3 separate regions of the Homo sapiens genome follow, and regions 2 and 3 are each linked to region 1. A link is a loop called in an ENCODE intact Hi-C map of the cell type or tissue named here. Cell type or tissue: HepG2. All regions are shown on one strand. Region 1 holds the start of LOC124900480 (a long non-coding RNA gene). Region 2 overlaps TAFA5 (TAFA chemokine like family member 5). Region 3 overlaps TAFA5 (TAFA chemokine like family member 5).

Region 1 (5,000 bases):
CCTGGTTTGTTTCACCTTCTCGGGAGGATGTGGGCATCCTTCTGTTGGTTCCCACCACAGTTTTTTCTCTTCTGTCCAGAGACTGGGCCCAGGACCCCCTCACCCTTTCTGGCTTGCTTAGATTTTGATTAGCATTTTGATTCCCAACACAGTAATGGTTTCAGTATTTGTAAAGGGTTTTTCCTGTCATGTCAATGAGAACCCTAGGTGTCTCCTCCTGAGATGTGTGTTGGTTTTATCTGGTTCAGGTGTTCACACTGCCATCTGGAGCTGACTTCCCAATGGCACCCAGGGCCTCTTTGGTCTGCACTGTTAACTCACTCTTCGGAAGCCCTACACGAGGTTCTTGAGTTTGCAGCTGTGATTGCTTTTAAAAGTGTAAGCAATGCCACATGCATTTACTAACAGGAAGCCTTGGTGCCCGGAGAAGTGTGATGGTGGTCCCCCAACATTAGGTATGGAGGTCCTCCTGTCCCACCTGTTGAAAGTGAATTGGTGGGCCTGCCTCTATTTATGAACTTTCTTTTTTTTCTCCTTTATCCTCTTTAATTCTCTTTACAGAAGGATCTTCCAATTGTAGTTCTTAAATATTCCCTTGGTGAACGTAGCACACTTTTCTATTTTCAGAATTTCAAATGATATGCACCTGATTGGGGACACAGTGAGTGTCAAGGGCAGGCTCTCTCTCCTGATTGAGGTCCCTTTGGGGGCCAGGGGTGAGCACATGTGATAAGCACCCAGAAGACCCCCGAGTCCTCTGACTGGGGAGCCCTGTGCCAGGTGAGGGATGAAGGCCAACGACCTTGCTGGAGGTCAGGCTCTGCGAGCCAGGCAGGGTGGGTTCCTGAGGAGCTGCTACCTTAGATCTTTCCTAGAGAATGTCTAGGGGTGGAGAGCAGGAAACAGTGGGGTGCTTATAGGAAATGGGGTTTTGAAGGGGATTGCCTGAGCAGAGAGAATGGCTAGTCCCTCCCAGGGCAGATCCACAGCTGCTTAGTTGCTTGGCTGGTGTGAGGCTGGGGCCACTCCTTTAGGTGAGAGGAGTTGGATGGGACATTCTTGTCTCTCCTGGATGTTTTCGGGGGCAGGTGGAGGGTGATGAGCCAGAGGTGAAGAACTGCTTCGTGGATGGCCTCTCCCCTGGCCGGCTGCTGGGCACCGCGAGCCAGGTCAGGCAGACAGCATCAAGCTTAGTGGCTGGTCCTGACTCTGCCCTTGACTTTTTAGTTGATGTTAGACCAGTCACCATGCCTCTATAAGCCTCAGTTTCCCCAGATGCATACTGATTGCCTTGATCTATCTGACCTCCAAGAGCCCTTCAGGGCCAGGCCTCTTTCCCTTCCTGGCACGTCAATACTGGTGCAAGGAGGAGACAGCCTTCATGTGAACCACATGCACCGCGGGCACCAGCACTGCCCCCACCCTGCACAGGTCAGGAGAGAGGTTCAGGGTCCCAGGAAGCTTAGGCCCCGATTCCTGCCCACTGCTCTTTTCTGGTCATTTGAAATTGAATTTCAAATTCAATTCAGGCAAAAATACCTTGAGGCCCACCACACTGGTCTTGGTACTGGGCTCTGGGGCGAACCCCTGACGAGGACACCTGTGCCCCCTGCTCTGGGGAGCGGGGTTGGGGAGCAAAAGTGGCCTAAAACAAAGACCCTTTCTTCCTAGAGGCGGGAAGGGAGGCAGTGCAGGGAGGCATCCGTTTGTTTCCTCTGGAACGGAACGTGGGCATTAACAGTGCGCCCACGCTCTTGGGTGCAGGGCAGCTGGCTGGAGGGTGGTACACAGTAGGGGCAGGTGTGAGTGTGTTTGTGTGTGTTTCCAGGCAGATGTGCCGTTTTCAGAAGCCGCGGGACCAGCCTCCTCCGAGCCCTCCCAGCCGCTGGTCGGGCCCGGCTGGGGCGGTACCTGGGCCTGGGGTTTCCCTGTCTCTCCTGGGGCCTTGGGTGCGAGGGAGGCTGGGCGCCACTCGAGGCCCCGCGTCCGGTCTCCCGCGCCAGCAGGGCCGGCTCTGCAGTGAGGCCCCTGCGCACCTAGGTGGAGCCCGACCCGCAGTTTTCGGCTGGGCCGGCCCCACCTGACCCGCCGGCGCGCCAGGCGGGGGCGCTGCAGGGCGGGGTCCCCGGGGTCCCTCGCGGCCCAGTGCGCATCCGCGGCTCCGCGGCCGGGAGGAGCGCAGACGGCGGCGGGCGCGGGCCGGAGTCCGAGGCTGCGCGGGCCCGGCCACCTGGGCCGGCAGCGACTGCGCCGCGCTCCCCCTCCCGCCGCCTCCCCCGAGGAGCCGGCGCCGAGCCGAGCGGGCGGGCGCGCGCCTCCAGGCCGGAGCAGCGGCGTCCCGCGGGCGGCGAGGCGCGCAGCGTCGCCGGCCCCACCTGTAGGCGCGGCAGCCACCGGCACCGGCACCGACACCGGCAGCGGCGGCCCAGCGTGGGCAGCCCAGGGGCGCGGTGGGCCCGGACCTAGTCCCGGCCGCGGCGGCGGAGGCGCGGGCTGCTGGGAGCGCAGAGGCCGGCACCGTCCGGTGGGGACCGGCCCGCCAGCCCCGGGCCGCGCAAGTTCGATCGCCGCGGGCTCGGCCGGGCCGCGCGGACCCCGGCGGCGGCGATGGTGCGGCAGCCCCGCGCCCGGCGCGCAGCCCCGGCCCCGAGCCTGGCCCGCCGCGGCGGCGGTGGCGGCGGCGGCGCGGCGGCCCCCTGAGCCCCGGGCCGGAGCGAGCGCGGGCGGCGGAGGAGGCGGCGGCGGCGGAGGAAGAGGAGGAGGAGGAAGGCGACGCCGAGCAGCGGGCGGTGGGGGCCGACAGGCGGAGGAGGGGGCCGGGGCCGCGCCGGACCCCCCCCCCCCCCGCGCCGCCCGGCCGTTGCGCAATCCGCGGCCCGCCGTCCGGGCCCTGCTGGCGGTGCGGCTCCGGGGGCGGCGGCGGGGCTGATTCATGGGGCCGCGGCGGCCGCCCCCCGGCGCCCCGCAGCCAGCGATGGTGGCCGAGTGGTCGGAGCGGCGGCCGCCGCGGCCCGAGACTTTCTGCTAACCTCCCCGCCCCCGCCCGCCCCCTCCGCGGCGCCCCCCTCCCCCCGCCCGCTCCCCTCCCCCCTGCCCAGAAAGACACAAATCGCCTCCCGGAGTGGCGCCTCCAGTCGCGGCGGAGCGCGGCGTTGGCGGCGGATGGAGGGCGCGAGCGGGCGGCCGCGGAGGCTGCACCCGGCGGGGCGCTGATGCGGCGCCTGGACCTTCGCTGCGCGACTTCGGGGGCGTCGGCCGAGTTGGGACTCCGCGATGCAGCTCCTGAAGGCGCTCTGGGCACTGGCAGGGGCCGCGCTCTGCTGCTTCCTCGTCCTAGTGATCCACGCGCAGTTCCTCAAAGAAGGTAATTGTCCCCGGGCGCGCGGACCGGTCCTCCGCGCTCTGCCCGGCTCGCGGCGGCTCCGGCGCCCGACCCGGCTTCCAGCACGTTCCGCTGCCGCCGCGCTCGGCTGAGGCTCGTGGAGCGCCACTGCGGGCCCGGAGCGGCCGGCGGCGCGACCCTACCAGGAGCCCGACCCCCCGCGGATCTCGCTGCCCCGCGCCCATCGGGGCTCACCGGCAGGGCGCGGGGTCGGGGCGCGCTGCGTTCTCGGTGCCTCTGGCGCCGCCCCGGATCCCCAGCCCAAGCCGAGGCTGCCGTTCCCATCCCCTGCCCCACTGGGCTCGGTGGCAGCGGCGCCCGCCCGCACGCCGCCGGGCCCTCGGTAGATGGCACCAGCGCTCCACGGTGGCCGGCCGGGCTGGGGCGGGAGCGGAGCTGGGACCCGCCAGGGTGGGCGCCGGGCTGGGACCCGCGGACGTCGGGAAACCGGCCTGCGCACCTGTTCCCCAGGGCCCAAGCCGCCTTCCAGAGACCCATAGGTTTGGGAAGCAGGGGCTTGGTCACCGGGGTGCGCAGGTCCCCGCGCCAAGTTCTGCCCCTGCTCTCTTGGTCTTTGCTGGACTGCAGGGCAGTCTGGGACTATTGAGGCGCCCAGGATAACGGTTGGACCCTCGTGGCTGGAGAGGCCCTTTGTACTGGGAAGCATCTTACTGGGGGTTGGGGGCAGGGCCACACCTCCCCTGATGGGCGGTCGGTCGGCTCCAGGCACCCCAGACACACTCCTGGAAACTTCCTGGTTTCAGGGCCAGGCTCCCTTTGCAGGGCTCCCGGTGCACCCCGGGATCAGCCTGGCCTGTCATATCAGACTGGGGGCAACTGAGGCGTTGGCCTCCCCCCGGGCACCCCTGCTCATGGTTACTAGTGCTCTGGCACACAGGCTGGGCCAGCTCCGCCTGGTGCTCCCCTTGGTCCGCTGGGAAGGCTGAGCACCGGAGGGCGCCTGTGTGGCTGGTAAGGCGCTGGGTTCTCATTAGTTCTGGGTTCCTGCAGAGGAAGGGCTTGCAACATTCAGCTGCTTTCCTGACTAATTAATGAGCCGCCGGAGGCCTGGGGAAGCAGGTAGGTGCAGGAGCCCGGCCCGAGACCCTGTGACCTCCACGGGCCTGGTGTCCACTTCCCTCCCTTGCTTTTGGATGTGGGCACCTAGTACAGAGGAGGGCCAGGTCTGAAGGGAGAGTAGGCTACCCCAGGACTCTGCTGCGGGCTTGGCCTGCCAGCCCGGGCTTGCGGGGACCCTTCCCCAGGTGGGAGGCCCAACTTCTTCCTGCTGCCTTGCTGACCCACTTCAGGAGTGGGTGGTTCTGCCATAGGGCAGTAGCACTTGGGGCTGGGGAGGCCATCCTTCCTGCTGAGGAGTCATTGGGTCCAGGCAAGCCCGCGAGGGCTGTCCTCTGCTGGTGTCGCGTGTCAGGACTGTGGGAGCCACCCCTGGTGCATTCCAGGTACCTGGCAAAGGGGTCCCTGCTCTGCTGGGCCTGTTTGTGTTCGCGCTGCAAGTTCTCTGCCTCTCTGGCTGATCTCGAAGTCTCTGGGGGATTGGCTTGCGGAAAGGGCGTGTATGTGAAAATTTCAGTGTTTCTCTGAGGTCCAGGTGCCC
Region 2 (5,000 bases), 88 kb after region 1:
AAATCGTCTGGACCCCTGTGTAGTCCACACTGCAGTTGGGGTCACTGGCGTACTGCTGGCCCTACGGTCAGGGTCTGTGGCCACCTGGCACAGTGTCCCACCAGAGCGCAGAGAGGGACATTCCCCATGCCCCACCCTCGGCCCCGAGCCGCCTCGGGCACGTCTTGCCTGCTGGAACCTTGCCCCAGCCCTCTCTCCTTGTGCCCTTCCCACGTTTACAGAAGAAGGCTGGGCTGAATGGTGTGCAGGCCTCGAACCCCGGCCGCAGAACTCGCCCCGATGAGGGGAAACTGGAGGCTCTTTCCTCCTGACCATGCATGATGAGCCGGTGCCCCGAGGGTTTGTCTGCGTCTTTCCAAAGACACCTTATGGCGTGTTTCCAGTCAGTAGTCAGACATTCTGCTCATCTCCCTGGGTTCAGAGCCTGCTGGACACTGATCAGTGCCCAGGCCTGGTCCCGCCCTATGGGGACAGTGCAGCAGGGAACAGAGAGGGGGCAGCGTATGGCAGTGGGTGCCAGATTTGGAGGAGATGCCGGGGGCTCGTTCCCCCACCCTCCTGGACAGCGTCCTCCTCCCTGCACATCCTTGTGAGTAATGCTCTGGGAACCTCCGGGCTCTGGAGACACAGTGGGATGGAAAAGGCCAATAAAAGACAAATACACAAGTCTGCAGAAATGAACTGGGGGCCTGGGAGCCTGGGAGCCTGCAGAGACATCCACAGGGGTGATGGTGACTGGGGGCTCATTGGGGTGCCCACTTTGGGGAGATGGTGACTGGGGGGCTCATTGGGGTGCCCACTTTGGGGAGATGGTGACTGGGGGCTCATTGGGGTGCCCACTTTGGGGAGATGGTGACTGGGGGCTCATTGGGGTGCCTACTTTGGGGAGATGGTGACTGGGGGCTCATTGGGGTGCCCACTTTGGGAAGCTGGTGTTGTGGCTGATACCTGCAAATCCAGAAGGCTCTGGCCTTGTGAATACCTGGAAGCCAGCTCCAGGTGGACGTGGGGCTGGGGCTCGGCCTGGGTGGTGAGGATGTGCCTGGTGCCTGTGGGGACAGCGGGAGGAGCTCACAGGAACATGGCGGGAGCACAAGGCTTGGAGGTTGGCATGGTGCAGGGAGTCAAGGCTGGTCCCTGGGCAGGGGCTCTGCAGGCCAGAGGACATGGTTGATTCAAACCTGCCGGGAGCCTCGGGGGTGCCAGGAAGGTGACGGATCACTCTGATGGCCTTCTACAAAAATCTCTCTGCTGCTCTCTGGACCATAAGTTCAGGGCAGCAAGAGGAGTCTGCAGAGGTCAGGCTGGGCAGAAAGTGGCAGTGACTGTGGTCGCGTGGGGAAGTGTGTGATGGGGGTGATTCAAGGGCCCAGGCGGTGGGGCTCCAGTAGAGGTGTGAGACCGTGTGGAGGGCAGAGCTGAACCCAGGCCTGGGTGTATGTGCAGCGATGCTCTGTGTCCACCCCAGGAGGCCCCAGGCACACGTGGAGCATCTGTTCTGCCCCCCGGCTGGTGCGAGCTCACCGGAGCAGGTGTCCAGCAGGCACGGAGTGAGAGACACAGGCTGGGAGCAGGTCAGACTGGCAAGCCTGCTTGGGTGTGGGAGTGTTGAGGTCACCAGGGAAACTGAGGCGGCAGCTGAGGACACAGGGCCCTAGGCGATGGGCACCCACTAGCCCACAGAGGGGCCATCCTGGCCTACCCGCTGTCGCAGCTGCAATGGTGGCCTCCCCCAATCCTTGCCCTCCCTATGAGGCTGCCTGTGGAAGGAAGCAGACCTCCCACGCAGGGAGCCCGAGAGGTGAATAAAGGTCTCCTTTAATCATTCAGACCACTCGGCAGATCTGGCAGCTCATGCCTCCCACAGGAGCAGAGCCTGACTGATGGGAGCGGGAGCTGCAGGAGGGACGTGGGGATGCTTGGGATGCTCCGGGACGCAGGGTGGCTGGATGAGCAGGGTGCTGGGCCCCTGGGTGTCTTAGCTGCGGTTTTCTTTGGCTTTAACTTTTTGTCATTTTTAAGTGTCTCTGGCTCATTTTAGAGCCAGGTGACTTAACAAAGGTTTCATTTACCATTGGGAAGGGAAGGATATTTCTAATCTGAGTTATGGACATGTCAACGGGGTGCTGCTTCTCAAGGTCAAGCCAGACCCTGCAGTTGGGGGCACTAGAGTGGGCTGAGGGGCCACATTGGGGTTAAGTGGCCTGCATCTTTATAGGTCCTGTGCCTCACTGCCAAAGTCACCTTGGACCAGTCACCTTCCCACTGGTGACGAGGGGAGACGCAACTGTAGGCAAAGGGCAAAGTGCAGCAGCCGGCACACGGTGACTTAGGGCCTTTGCAAGCATGATTTTACCCAGCTGACTCTGTCTCTATCACCACCTGGTGGCAGGAAACTAAAATTGCAGGCATACTTGTTCAGAGGTAAGCACACAGCATTGCTTTCTGTGGTTTCAGTTACCCATGGTCAAAGGTAGTCCAAAAATATTAAATAGAAATTTCCAGAAATAAGTAATTTGTAAGTTTTAAATTGCACGTCATTCTGAGTAGCATGACAAAAATTTTGCGCCATTCCACTTTGTCCCATCCGGTCCATGAACCCTCCCTTTTCCTGGCATATTCACACTGTCCAAGTCAGCTGCCTATTAGTCACTAAGTAGCCGTCTTGGTTATCAGACGGACTGTCGTGGCATCATAGTACTTGTGTTCAAGACACCCTTATTTTTCTTAATAATGGCCCCAAAGTGCAAGAGCACGGGTGATGCTGGCAATTCAGATATGCCAGAAAGAAGCCGTGAAGTGCTTCCTTTAAGTGAAAAGATGAGAATTCTCAACTTCATAAGGAAAGGAAAAAAATCACATGCTGAGGTTGCTAAGATCTACAGTAAAAAATCTTCTATCCATGAAGGAAACAGACCTCATGCTGGCTTTGCTGTTGCACCCCAGACTGCAAAAGTTATGGCCACGGTGTATAAAAAGTGCATAGTTAAGATGGAAAAGGCGTTCAGTTTGTGGATGGAATACATGAACAGAAATGGATTTTGATTGATGGCAGCTGGGTTTGGTACTCTCTGCCGTTCCAGTCAGCCACTGGTGGTCTGGGGGTGTATCACTTGTGAATAATGGGGGGCTGCTGCATCTCCTTTGAATGTTGCCTCTGATGCCTGAATGATGTAAGGAAAGTCCCCCAGACCTTGGCTCAGTAAATGTAGTCGTGTCTCGTGAAATGATCTTCCCTCATCATCAGGCCATCTTTGATGACCCTTGTGAAACGACGTCTGTACAATTCTATTGGTTTACAAAATATGCGTGTAGACATATTCTGAAGAGATTGCTTGATCTTAAATTGGGCTTAGAAGCCCAAAATAGGTGACTATTCTTTTTTAAAGTGTAACTTAAAAAAATATTTCATTGACACATCTATACAGGCAAATTGGAAATTGTAAGTGCAAACCTTGATCTCACCCCTCCTGGCCCGATCTCACCCCTCCCCTTGGCTCACCAGAGCCCTAACTTCTGTCACTGCAGGTTTGCCTGTTTCAGAACCTCCCATCAACGGAAGCAGGGAGTAGGCCTCATTTTTGGACTTGGATCCTTTCCCTCGTTACGTCTGTGAGAGCCGCCCGTGCTGTCATGTGTGGTGACAATCTGATACTCTCATTGCTGTATAAAATGTCCCTGTACCGCCATCTATCTGTCTGTGCCAAGGACGGTAGACGTACAGGCTCTTTTGAATTTTTAGTCATTCTGCGTGATGCTGCTGTGAACATACTTGGTGCACGTCTCCGAGTGGCTGTGTCCACTGACTTATCTCCAGCATTCGCCTTGGAGTGGCAGGGCTGTGACCTAGCCACGGTAGGCCCTGCAGAGTGTTTCTCAAAGCGATTGTATCATGTCACGTGCCATCAGCAGTCCATGAATGTTCTGTGTGCGTCATGGTCCCTCCAGCACCGGCGATGGTCAGTGTGTTTAATTTCAGCCATTTTGCTGAGCCTACGGTGTTTCGTGGACTTGGTTTTTTCTGCTGCGTCAAGATCCTGGGCATGACTCTACAGCCGTCTGGAGTGGCCCAATAGCTGCTTTTTATGAAGTGTTCATTTGCGTCTTCCACTCATGTTTATTGAGTTGCTGGTCCTTTTGTTAAATAATTTGCAGGAGCTCTTCCTATATGCTCCATTCAAGCCTGTGTTTATTCTGTGGCTGGCCTTCTTATTTGCTTAATGGTACATTTTGATGAGCAGAAATTCTTAATGTTAGCTAAGTCGAATTGATTCATCTTTTCCCTTCCAGGTCGTGTGTTTTGCATTCTGTGTGGGAAACGTCATCTTACCCCAAAGCCGTGAGACGTTCTCTCGCGTTCTTGTCCCAGCTTTCCAGCCTTACATCACACAGTTGGGTCTACCAGCCGTTTCTGATTAAGTTCCATGTGGTATGAGATGGATCTCAAGGCACATTTTTTTTCTCTGCACATGGAGACCCGACAGATCCAACATCATTTATTGAAAAGTTCTAGCCTTTCACTCATAATGGTTTTATGTAAAGTTCTGAAACACTTTAGAGAGACAGAATGGAAGACTGGGTCTCATCCCTGAATATATTATATCTAATTAGCTAATTATCTTTTATGTCTCATCCGCTGAAAGCCGGAGCTGAGATCACACGCAGATTCCTATCTAGCGGCAGGCGCCCTCCCGAGAACGCTAACGAACCAGGGCCCTCTCTGTTTTCCTTTTCCCTGGGCCGCCTGCTTGAACATCGCAGGGTGGGATTCGCAGTGGGGAGGTAGATAGCTGCTCCCCACCTGCCCCCAACGCCCCCATCGCCCCCACCCTGCATCCAGCCTAGCCCTGGCCTCCTACCCCTCCCATGGGAACGAGGGGCCTGGCCTGGCTCCAGGAGGGTGGGGACTGGGAGAGGTCCCCGGCCTGGTGGTCTTTCTAATGGCCTGACTGGCAGAAGAGGGGCCTGGTGTGATACTCAGCATTGCAGAGGCCACTGTG
Region 3 (5,000 bases), 130 kb after region 1:
ACAGTCCCAGTGAGCTCTGGTGGCTTGCATCCTAGCCTGACCGAGAGGGCCCCAACAACACAGCCTGTAGGTTCTGGCCAGCCGAGCCTTGTGCTGGGTAGTGCGCTGTGGCCTGCGCCGTATCCACCCTCAGCGTCCTTCTCCCGGGATTTCCCAGCCCAGAGCATGAGCTTCGTGGTGGGCATGAGGTCCCAGCTGAGCTCGGTAGTGAAGGATTTGGGCCCAGGCCACCTCCTGTCCACCCTCTCACAGCCTGCCCTGCAGGCAGGTCAGGACCTGCCCTCGGACACCACCCACACTGCCCGGGTTTTCTGGTCTGTGCCAACCCCACTCCTGCTGGCCCAGGCCCTGCCCTGTGCTGCAGAGAGTGCCAGAACTGGCCCGGGCAGATGCAGAAACATCTCCCTGTTGCAGTTGAAGGGCTCACTTCACCTGAGACAGCCCAGTCCCTGCTTCTGGCTGTTAGGGCAGAACAGGACAGGCACTGGGGACCCCAGGGGGTTTCTGAGGCCCCGTTCAGCTCAAGATGAGAGCAGGAGCCACATTGCACTAAAGACTACCTTGGGCGCCATGGTACGGGGTGGATGGGAGCCCACGTGGGGATTTCTTTTAAGCCACACTGGAGCCTCTTCCTTTCATGTCCTTCAGTGTTGGTGCTAGAGAAACACACCCTCAACACACACGCGCACACACACACACACACACACACGATGCTTTCTGTAATTTGTCCAGCTCTTTTCTCAGGCATTGCAAGGGGATTTCTGCTACTGGGGCATGTGTGTTTCATCCTGTAGCTTCCTCGTGGGTTTAAGGTTCGTGTTTGTGGGTGTCTGAGATTTTCTACCATATTTACTGTTACCCAACACGATGCATCAGGGATGGGAGACACAGCTGCTGGTGGCTTTCTGCAGGAATAGAACAGACAAGAAAAGGGGCCCCGGGAAGACGCATGACAGATTCCGGCCATCCCCACTCATGGCGCCATCCCCTCTCTCAGCGCTGTCCCTCGGGGTTGGTGGACGTGCAGCAGGTGGCTGGGACCCTCTGAGGGCCTGGGAGCTGCAGCCTGGGTGGCTTGTTCTTCCTGGAGTCGCCCTGGGAAGCCGGGGGGTTCCCTATCCCCACGTGCCATGTTAGTGGCAAGGAGCACAGTTGCTTTTTCTCGGAGGGAGACACTGATTCTCAGCTGGAGTTTCCTCACCTGACTCTTCAGGTGAACGAGGGATGTTCCCATGTCTCCTGGTCTCCTGGCTGTCTCAGCCGGCTCAGGCTGCCGTAGCAAAACTCCGCATACTGAGGGGCTTAAACAACACACGTTTATTTTCTCACGGTTCTGGAGGCTGGACATTCAGGATCATGGTGCTGATAGGTTTGGTTCCTGGTGAGGATCTGATTCCTGGCTTCTAGGCAGCATCTGCTTGCTGTGTCCTGAGATGGTGCAGGGGGCTGGGGAGGGGAGAGAGAGAGAGACAGAGAAAGAGAGACAGCGAGCACACATGCTTGAACTCTCTGGAGTCTCTTAAGGACAGGAATCCTGGCAGATCAGGGCCCCACACTCATGGCCTCATCTAACCTTCTTCACCTTCTGAAGGCCCCATCTCCAAATCCAGGGGTGAGGCTGCACTGAGAGGATATTGCATCCCTAGCACTGACCTGGAAAGGGATTGGGGGTAGCCATGCCCGGCTGGTGGACGCCTGCCTCCCTGGCTGTGGGTGTGAAGGTGCCGGGGGTGGGGTGGGGCAGGACTGGCTGGGACACAGCACCCCACAGCGTCCTCTGCCGTGGGTGCTGTGGCAGGCATGACCAGCCCATCTCAGACTCCTCTCCACTGCAGTCATGCAGGCTTCAGGCAGCTCCTCCCCCCTTGTCGGAACTGAGGACGAGAACCCATTCATTCTGCCTGGGATGCTGTCCCTTTGTCTGTCTTCCAGAGGGCCCCTGACCTCCCAGACCTGCCTCCCCTGCGATGACCCCAGGGCCTGTGCCCTCGTGGGGTGAGGAGTGAGCTGTTCCCCAGGACCCTGTCCTCTGCTGCCCACTGCTCCTATAGGAACAGCCACTGCCTGTGGTCCAGCGGCATGATTGGCTGACCCTGTGCAAAATGAAATGCAAGGCCCTTGTTAAAAATTATTCAGAATTTCAAGACTTGGGAACTGCAGAGCGTTGTCCAAGCGGTGGCCCTCCTATACCTGGAGCCGTGTGCAGCAGCCTGTTTGCATAGCCATGAAGCCAGCCCGCTGCCCGTCTGGAGGACGGTATGTTAGCACACATGTGTGCACACACGTGCATTTGCACAACTGTTTATGTAGTTGTCATATCCTTCCTATGGCGAGGAATCTTGGAAATTTTTTCAGGTTTTCAAGTAAACAGGTATCCTGGGGAACTACAGTTCTGGTTTATGCACATTGAGAGTTGTGTTCTTTATTTAAAAAAAGGAAAAGAGGTGACATGGAATAGAAAACCCAGGAGAGAGGAGGAAGCCAAGGGCTCTGGAGCTTCGTGAAAGGGACCGGGGCTGCAGACGGGAGGTGGGGGCTGGGGGCCATGGGGGCCACTCTTGCCCTGGGCCTGGGTGTCTGTGCAGCCTGGGCCTGGTGTGGGTGACAGAGAGGCCTTCCCTACTCTGCAGGGCTGGCAACTGAGGCAGCCCAGACACTGGGTTCTCTGCATCCTGGGGCCAGTGGACCCATCAAACATTGAGCCCCAGGAAGGAGGGACCCAAAGGAAAACAGGAAGGGGCTTCATGCGTGCATTGCCCACATCCAACAAGATGAGTTCCAAGCCTCTATTCGGAACAGTGAGGACCCCGAGGAACTCGGAACAGTGAGGACCCCGAGGAACTGTGAGTGGGCGAGGAAGGGGAGGAAAAGGCCCACCCTGGCCCTCCCAGCACTGGCATGAAGCGAGCCACATGCAGTCCATCCACTTGGCACGTAGAGTGGGGTGCCTGGCTCTCACCAGCGAGTGCAGTGGGGATATGTGACTTCATCCGTTCTCCTAGAGCCTCGGACCCAAACTTTCAAACTTCTTTTTCATGTAAGATGCAAAGTTCTCCCTAATCTCCCGCCATAGGGTTGAAGTCGGTGGTAGAATCCTGTGTATATAAGTGTGCATGTTTATAACTTAACCTTGAACTAAAATACTGCCGGGCAGGTGTTTGGTATCTGATCTGAATGCCTACGTTTTTCAACTGGATGGCAACCCCTGTTTGTAGGTCCAATTTTTATAAAAGTAATTATGTGTGCATTAGGAAGGACATATTTTTTCCCAGTTTGAGAAATGACTAATCGTTCTTTTGAGATTCCCGCAGCGAAGGTTATGTTAATACAATCAGCTTTTACTCCGCCATGAAGTCCTTCTCGTGCTTTCTGGTGGAGAGTAATCTCCAGTCTGCCTAACACCTACAGCCACAAAATAGGGTGGGCCTCCAGGGAAGAGAGAAAATGCAATTCTCTCTGGCATGGGAGGAGTTAATGTGGGCTTCAGAGTCCTTGTGCTGGTGGGGAGCCAGTGCCCCCATCCACCTGGCCCTGCCCTGCCCCCTGCCCTGTCCAAGGGCCATCACAAGGACTCACATCCTTTAATCTTGGAGGCTTGACATGGCTGGTGCTGGGCCGGCCCCAGGGGTCAGCCGGGCATCTGCAGATGAGACGAGGCGGGAGTAGGATGGGGGCCAGGGGTGGTTGTAAAATCCTCCAGTCAAGGATGGGAAATCGACTCCCCATCTCCAGCCTGGCCTCACTCTGAGCTCCAAGCCTGGGCCCCCTTGTTCCCCTTTGGTTACCTCCCTGTGCACAGGCTGCCCTCGCTGTATCTGAGGATGTCCTGACTGGGAACCCCCTCCTCCTGCCTTCTTCTGGCTCTCAAGTGGATTCCAGACAAGAGACAGTGAGGCAGCCACACTGCAGGAGGGGCCATGGCTCTGCTTCACAGACATGTCTCTAGCTCCCTCGATCATTGCTTGCTGCTCCACGACTGGCCGATGGCAGAGCGGGACTTGGGGAGCAAGCACTAAACCAGGAGACCAGGAAGCTGGCAAAGCCCCTGGGCCCAGTGTCCCTGTGTGAGGGTCCCTGGGTGGAGCCACGCCGGGCATTGCCTGAGGGCCCCCCCAGCCAGTGCCAGGACCCAGGTGCCCTCAGCAACACCCTCACGATCCATGAGAGTAGCACGCTGATTGCCTCTCTCTTTTCTCCCACAGCAAGAATCATCAAGACCAAGCAGTGGTGTGACATGCTTCCGTGTCTGGAGGGGGAAGGCTGCGACTTGTTAATCAACCGGTCAGGCTGGACGTGCACGCAGCCCGGCGGGAGGATAAAGACCACCACGGTATGTGGCCCTCGGCTTTCTCGTGGGTGTGCTGGGGAGGGGGTATGTGTGTGCGGGCCTCCGACGCCACCCGGGCTCCGCGGGGACAGGTGGCAGCTGCTCACTCCATCCTCATGCAGAGAGGCCAGGGCCCTGTCTCCTCCCCCACCTCCCTCTCTGGTGCTAAATTCCTGACCATCTGTCCTGGGGCAGACGGTCTGTGAGTACATGGGGGCTGAGAGCTGGATGCAGAACCAGCTGCAAGGCTGGTCAGCCCAGAAGTCAGATCACTGACCAGGTCTCGAAACCCCCTGGTTAGAGCCGTCTTGTTTCCGGGACTGATGTGCCCGTGATTTTGCAGGCTGGAGGAGGCATCCGCCCCTCCTGAAGATGAACTTCTGATAACTCCCCCAGGGCACGGCGGGGGTTCTGTGGAGACAGGGCCAGGTTCAGGTTCCGTCCAGGTGTGCTCCTTCCGTCCCTGGGCCTGGCCTGGTGGCTGCTCACACCAGAGACCCGGAGGGCCCTTCAGCTCCTCTCTGTCCCCCTGAGTGGGGCATGCAGTGCACCCCGCCCTCCCAAAGCCACGGCTGACCTGGGTCTCTAGAGCTGCTCTTCCCAAGGGCGGGAGCTTGGGGAACGCCGGGTGGACATGGGCCTTTTCTGAAGGCGGCGCCTCCAGGCATGCCAC

What was found. Peaks named below come from ENCODE experiments on the same cell type or tissue, not always from the same donor. Only the 100,000 strongest peaks of a DNase experiment are listed, where the experiment ranks them.
Region 2: it touches region 1 in a loop (6-fold over the local background); 2 of 110 quality-filtered maps call a loop at or near these places.
Region 3: a loop joins it to region 1, with 8 times the contacts of the local background. A loop is called at or near these places in 7 of 110 quality-filtered maps.

What each region holds. Positions count from the first base shown.
Region 1 is chr22:48,573,208-48,578,207 of GRCh38, forward strand. The region is part of intron 1 of TAFA5 (TAFA chemokine like family member 5); the gene reads left to right. It overlaps LOC124900480 (a long non-coding RNA gene), which reads left to right and starts at 3,833. Exons shown (of 2, transcript XR_007068144.1): 1 at 3,833-4,462. RefSeq lists an enhancer at 3,939-4,445. In HepG2, CTCF peaks have their summits at 2,070 (motif pointing right), 3,727 (motif pointing right) and 4,336 (motif pointing right); a DNase peak (open chromatin) is centred at 2,054; H3K27me3 peaks cover 1,110 bases.
Region 2 is chr22:48,661,132-48,666,131 of GRCh38, forward strand. The region is part of intron 2 of TAFA5 (TAFA chemokine like family member 5); the gene reads left to right. Among named protein-coding and RNA genes, the nearest start is that of MIR4535, 120 kb to the right of the region's middle. In HepG2, a CTCF peak has its summit at 2,385; a DNase peak (open chromatin) is centred at 2,360.
Region 3 is chr22:48,703,515-48,708,514 of GRCh38, forward strand. It overlaps TAFA5 (TAFA chemokine like family member 5), which reads left to right. Exons shown (of 4, transcript NM_001082967.3): 3 at 4,203-4,330. Among named protein-coding and RNA genes, the nearest start is that of MIR4535, 74 kb to the right of the region's middle. In HepG2, no CTCF peak of the experiment used is centred here; DNase peaks (open chromatin) are centred at 1,887 and 2,037.